Linked DNA regions of Homo sapiens: region 2 is linked to region 1. A link is a contact called in ENCODE Hi-C or POLR2A ChIA-PET data. All regions are on one chromosome and are shown on one strand. The core of a region is the stretch at or near the end of the contact, and the rest is flanking DNA. Distances in the headings are between cores, read along the strand shown. Region 1 overlaps TMEM156 (transmembrane protein 156). Region 2 has its middle 16 kb from the start of TLR1.

Region 1 (2,522 bases), core at 23-2,522:
TTAGTAATAAAGCCCTTTGTGCAGTGGTTAATAACATAATCAATACTGTTTATTTGTAGAATAACCATTTTCAGAGCATTTTCACTAGATTCTTAAACTGTGTAAACAGGATATATGCTATTTTTATTTTGTAGATAAAAATCCCCTGAGACTTAGAGAGGTTAAGTGTTTATCCAAAGCTGCACAGCTAGTAAAATGTCAGAACTAAGATGTAGGGTATTTAGTTTTGAAAATTCTATTATTTAAAGTAAATGTGTGTTATTTATAAATAGTGTATAGTTCTGAGTTTCTTGACCCATTTTCCCATATGAAAAGCTATAAGCAAAGAGAGATAGAAGTGAGCTAGAAAAAATGTCTAGAAGGAGACCAGTAGTGGGGAGTCAAATTAAATTCTTACAAATATCTGCCCAAATGACAGACTTAGTGATTTTCAAAGGCTTGCAAATCCAAGCATACAAAGTAATAAAAAATGTCACACTACTTAGCACATTAAATGTTATTGAATATTAAACATACATTGAATATTCTTCACATCATATCTATGTATATAATAAGATAAAAATATACTTTTCTGTGTATAAGAGCTGTCGCTTTCCTTTTTTTTTTTTTTTTTTTTTTTTTTTTTTTTTTTTTTTTTTTTGAGATGGAGTCTCACTCTTTCGTCCAGGCTGGAGTGCAGTGGCATGATCTCGGCTCACTGCAACCTCCACCTCCTGGGTTCAAGCGATTCTTTTGCCTCAGCCTCCTGAGTAGCTGGGACTACAGGCATGCACCACCACGCCCAGCTAATTTTTGTATTTTTTAGTAGAGATGGGGTTTCACCATATTGGCCAGGCTGGGTTCGAACTCCTGACTTCGTGATCTCCCTGCCTCAGCCTCCCAAAGTGCTGGGATTACAGGCGTGAACCACCGTGCCTGGCCATGAATGGCTCCATTCTTTTTGGTAATCCTTTGAACCAACATGGGGAATATATGTTAACAATGCGCTTGTTTATCATCTAAATACTTCATTTCTTTTCTGGGAATAGGTCATAGAGACAAACCTACATCTGTTCTCTTAAGAGGAAGTGATTCGGAGAAACTGAGAGCATTGAATGTGCAGGTTCTTTCAGGTAAGTTCTGTGGCATGTAAACAAAACAGCACTCAGGAAATTCCAAAGCTGCATGGTTTCACTACACAGTAAACTCAAGATCTGAGATCTGAGCTTATGTAAATTAGCCTTGTATCTGGAATAACAGAGCTGTGGGCAAATGAAATCCAGTTTAATATGTCTTATTATCAGGGGACAGTAGCAATCTAAACTATCTCCTTAAATAATGGAAAGTTTGCTTAATTGGCAAGAAGAAATTCATGTGAGTAGGCAGAGGAGAGAAAGCAATAGGGATAAGACTTAGATTTATTTTTAAATGAGACAAGATACCATTATTCCCCAGAATTGCAAGAAGTAATTGCAGAGTGGGCATGGCTTTCGCTGGAGCCTTCCCTTAGCAGAGGGTGTCATTGTGTAAAGAGAACTTCTAATAGCCCCAATTAAAAAGCCCCCTGTCCTCTCCTGAGAAACAGAAATGGAATAAGGGAATTCTAATTAGAGCAGTGATGGGGGCTGTTAGCACAGATGTTGTGGTTCAATCCCTTTCTTCTAATTGTGAAGCCTCCTTTTGGATTCAAGCTGTCAAATCACGTTAAAAAGAGAAAGAGAGAGAATGTGACATGGACGAAGCCCTCTTCTTTAGCAGAGAGAAATAATATCCTTGACCGTGAAAACCACAGAATTATGAGTGCTGTTACCAAAGCTCCTTGTACACAGCCAGCGAGTAGGTGCCTTCGTACTTTGTGAGAAGTTAGAAAAAAAAGGAAGCTTCAAGTCTGGCATGTAAACAGTTTTCAAAAATGGGAGGATGCCGAGCAAACCTCCAGTCCCCCACCCTACAGCTGCATCAGTAGCGACATAGAGATTTGCACCGCATTTCACTGGGGACTTTGTTCACTGGGGGCTTTTGTTAGCCATTTAAATTAGCAGATACACGGAACCCTAGCTTGAGTGCACCTAAGGAGCTCAAATATTTTAAAAATTTAGGCTTTCTACCCAGCATTAGCAGTGAAAGTATTAAGCTATGACTGATAATAAGCATTAGCTAAATAATCATTTGACACCAGTTAAATGTGGGGTAAGTTGGTGGAAATTTTGTCCAGTCAATGAAAATCTTATTTGATTAATAAATTAAAAGCTATAACGTTGTTTTCAATGGCAAAATTAATTTTTAAAAGGCAAAAATGGCATTTTTCCCTGGGCTCCCCTCTTACTCAGTACATGTGTCCAAATATGAGGACAGTTTTAACACAGTTCTGTGGGGCTTTTTGGTCACCTTAGGAATTCTGGTCGTTTCTGTTTTCAAGTCGTAATTTTGAGCACTGCTGTCTTGTCTGAGAAAAAGTCTATAGTTCCCCCGTCAACCCATATAGTCGAGGGAATCACAAATTTTAAGTACTAGCTAACCACAAGACTAACCTCGCAAAGTTG
Region 2 (2,522 bases), core at 10-2,509, 170 kb after region 1:
CATGACCTAATTGTCTCCCAACATCTCCAACTCTTAATACAGCTCTTTCTCCGTATCCACAGGGGATTGGTTCCAGGAGCCCTGTAGATTCCAAAGTCTGTGAATGCTCAAGTCCCTTATGTAAAATGGCATACTTCCAACCTGAGCATCATAGTGAGACCCCACCTCCTCAAAAAAAATACATGCCTGGCGGCACATGCCTGTAGTCCCAACTACTCAGGAGGCTGAGGTGGGAGGATTGTTTGAGCCCAGGAATTCCAGGCTGCAGTGAGCTATGATCATGCCGTTGCACTATAGCCTGGGCAACAGAGCAAGACACTGACTCTGAAAAAAAAAGTGTACTATTTACATATAACCTATGTACATCCTCTCATATACTTAAATCATCTCTAGATTTCTTACAATACCTAATACAATGTAAATGTTATGTAAATGTTATGTAGTTGTTAAACTGTATGGTCTTTTATTTTTATTATTTTGTATTATTATATTGTTATTATTTATTTATTCATTTATTGAATATTTTCAATCCATGGTTGTTTGAATCTATGGATGTGGAACCCATGGATATGAAGGGCTGATTGTATTATCCCCTTGGGGGTTAGGATTTCACCATAGGAATTTTGAGGGGCACACAAACATCCAGACCATAGCAAAAGAGATAAGAAACCTAGGTTAGTGACCAGGGAGGGCTGCTAGGATGAGCCTTGATGAAAGATCTTTCATCAGGAGGATCCTGGGCATGTGGCTGGGAAGGGTCCTGGGCATGTGGCTGGGAAGACCCTTCAAAGGGGAGGGCACAGTGGGTGCAAAGTTGGAAGTGAAAGAATACCATGAGCGAAGAAAGCATCAAATTGGCAGTGTTGCTGGATGTGTTAGTTTCCTGTGGCTACCAAAACAAATTACCACAAACTGGGTGGCTTAAAACAACAGAAATATATTTCTCCCAGTTCAGGAAGGCAGAAGTCAGAAATCAAGGTTGGCAGGGTTGTTCCTTCCAGAGGCTGTCAGGGAGAAATCATCCCTTTCCTCTCTCCTAGCTTCTGGTAGTTGCTGGCAAACCTTGGCGTCCCTTGGTTTGCAGATGCATCAGCTGCTTCTTAGAATGCCCTGGAGGACATGCCCCAGTAGTTAGCAGCTTTCTATAGAATGTGGTACATAATACTTCTTTGTCTTTAGTTTTGGACCCAAGTCATAAGAAAAGTTCCAGTCAACACCCTATTACGTAATCAGTAGAACCAACAGATGAGAAGAGAAACCAAAATTATTGGTAGGCTATTGACATACATGGCAGATGCGCAATCTAAAAAAATGTATCCCAAATTTGGGTTAAATAATCAATAATCTGTGCCTGTGTCTTCACATGGTGTTCTCCTCCAAGTCTCTGTCTTTTTTTTCCTGTCTCTTACAAGGACACTCTAGTTGGATTTAGGAGCCTCCTTAATCTGATGCCATCACATCTTGGTCCTTAACTTAATTAGATCTACAAAGACTCTTTTTTCAATGAGGTCACATTCTGAGATTTCAGAATAAATCTGAAATAAATGGACATAAATGTTTGGAGGTTGGGTGGAGGACACTATTCAACCCAGTCCTCTGGAGTTGGCATGACCAGCTCTGATGCCCTGGAGACTCAGTTGAGTGTGGCAGCAGAAAAGAAATGTTATCCTGGAAAGAGTGAAGACTCTAAAAGAAGCTGCTTGGAAAGTCAGAGGTACAAAGAAAGGAGTAATAGGCAAAGAGAATAGAGTGGATGGGTGTAAGAGCACAGGAAAGAGACAGTGGATGGAGACCCGGGATATAAACGGTGAGAGTGTGGGAGTTTTAAAGAGAATGAGACCACAAATATGGGGAAAGGAGGAGGTATTTCTGTCTAGGTTTCTGGGGACTGGTTTGATTAGAAAGGAATGAGACTAAACTACAGGGAGTAAAAGACCTGAGGGGATTTCTAAAACCACAGGGACTTTCTGAGAGTTTCAATTACGGTTAGTTTATGAGGAATCTCAACATCATCTAGTCCAAATGTGAAGTAGTGTTTATTTTTCTCAGTCATTCCATCAACTGGATTCTGAAATTCCCCTCTTGTCACTCCTTAGTGATATCTTGAGCAGATTTAATACTTCTGCAGTCCTTTTGAGATACTGATACTCCAATCTAGTTTAAAATTCTAAATCTCCATCTTCATCTAAAACTCATCTTCTTTCTGCATGTCACAGGCTAGGTCTGTAGCTCAACCTTGGCATATATTTTGGAGGTAGGCATGGTTTATCTGAGATACACTCTTCTTGCCCCTCCCTCTCCCAGATCTAGCTCCCTGAAGTGGAGATCAAGGATGAGTGGTAAGAAGGCAGATATCCTTTTCTATAATTGTGTCGATTAAGGTACAGTCTAAGCTGCAGGACTGGGAGACCTCAAATACAGAGGCTTAAATAAGATTGAGGTTTATTTCTTTCTCATATAATAGAAAAAAGTATAGCTAAGAGGTCTAGAATAGGTAAGCTGTCTCTATTCCACAAAATCAT

Evidence for each region. Hi-C counts contacts between places; a loop is a spot of excess contacts on that map. ChIA-PET counts read pairs that join two places held with the same protein, here RNA polymerase II (POLR2A). Pooled maps may share reads with other maps.
Region 2: a loop to region 1 is called in a pooled map, with 3 times the contacts of the local background. The contact joins two enhancer-like sites. A Hi-C loop is called at or near these places in 2 of 50 pooled maps. POLR2A ChIA-PET finds 5 or more read pairs at or near these places in 2 of 52 experiments (IMR-90 and PC-9).

The regions. Positions count from the first base shown.
Region 1 is chr4:38,984,926-38,987,447 of GRCh38, reverse strand. TMEM156 (transmembrane protein 156) reads left to right here. Exons shown (of 7, transcript NM_024943.3): 5 at 1,029-1,112. Among named protein-coding and RNA genes, the nearest start is that of TMEM156, 46 kb to the left of the region's middle. Within about 2 kb of position 1,272, at least 2 of the 41 ENCODE cell types and tissues checked have a DNase peak (open chromatin) inside an H3K27ac peak, as active enhancers do.
Region 2 is chr4:38,819,173-38,821,694 of GRCh38, reverse strand. No RefSeq gene overlaps it. Among named protein-coding and RNA genes, the nearest start is that of TLR1, 16 kb to the right of the region's middle. RefSeq lists an enhancer at 1,963-2,082. Within about 2 kb of position 1,259, at least 4 of the 41 ENCODE cell types and tissues checked have a DNase peak (open chromatin) inside an H3K27ac peak, as active enhancers do.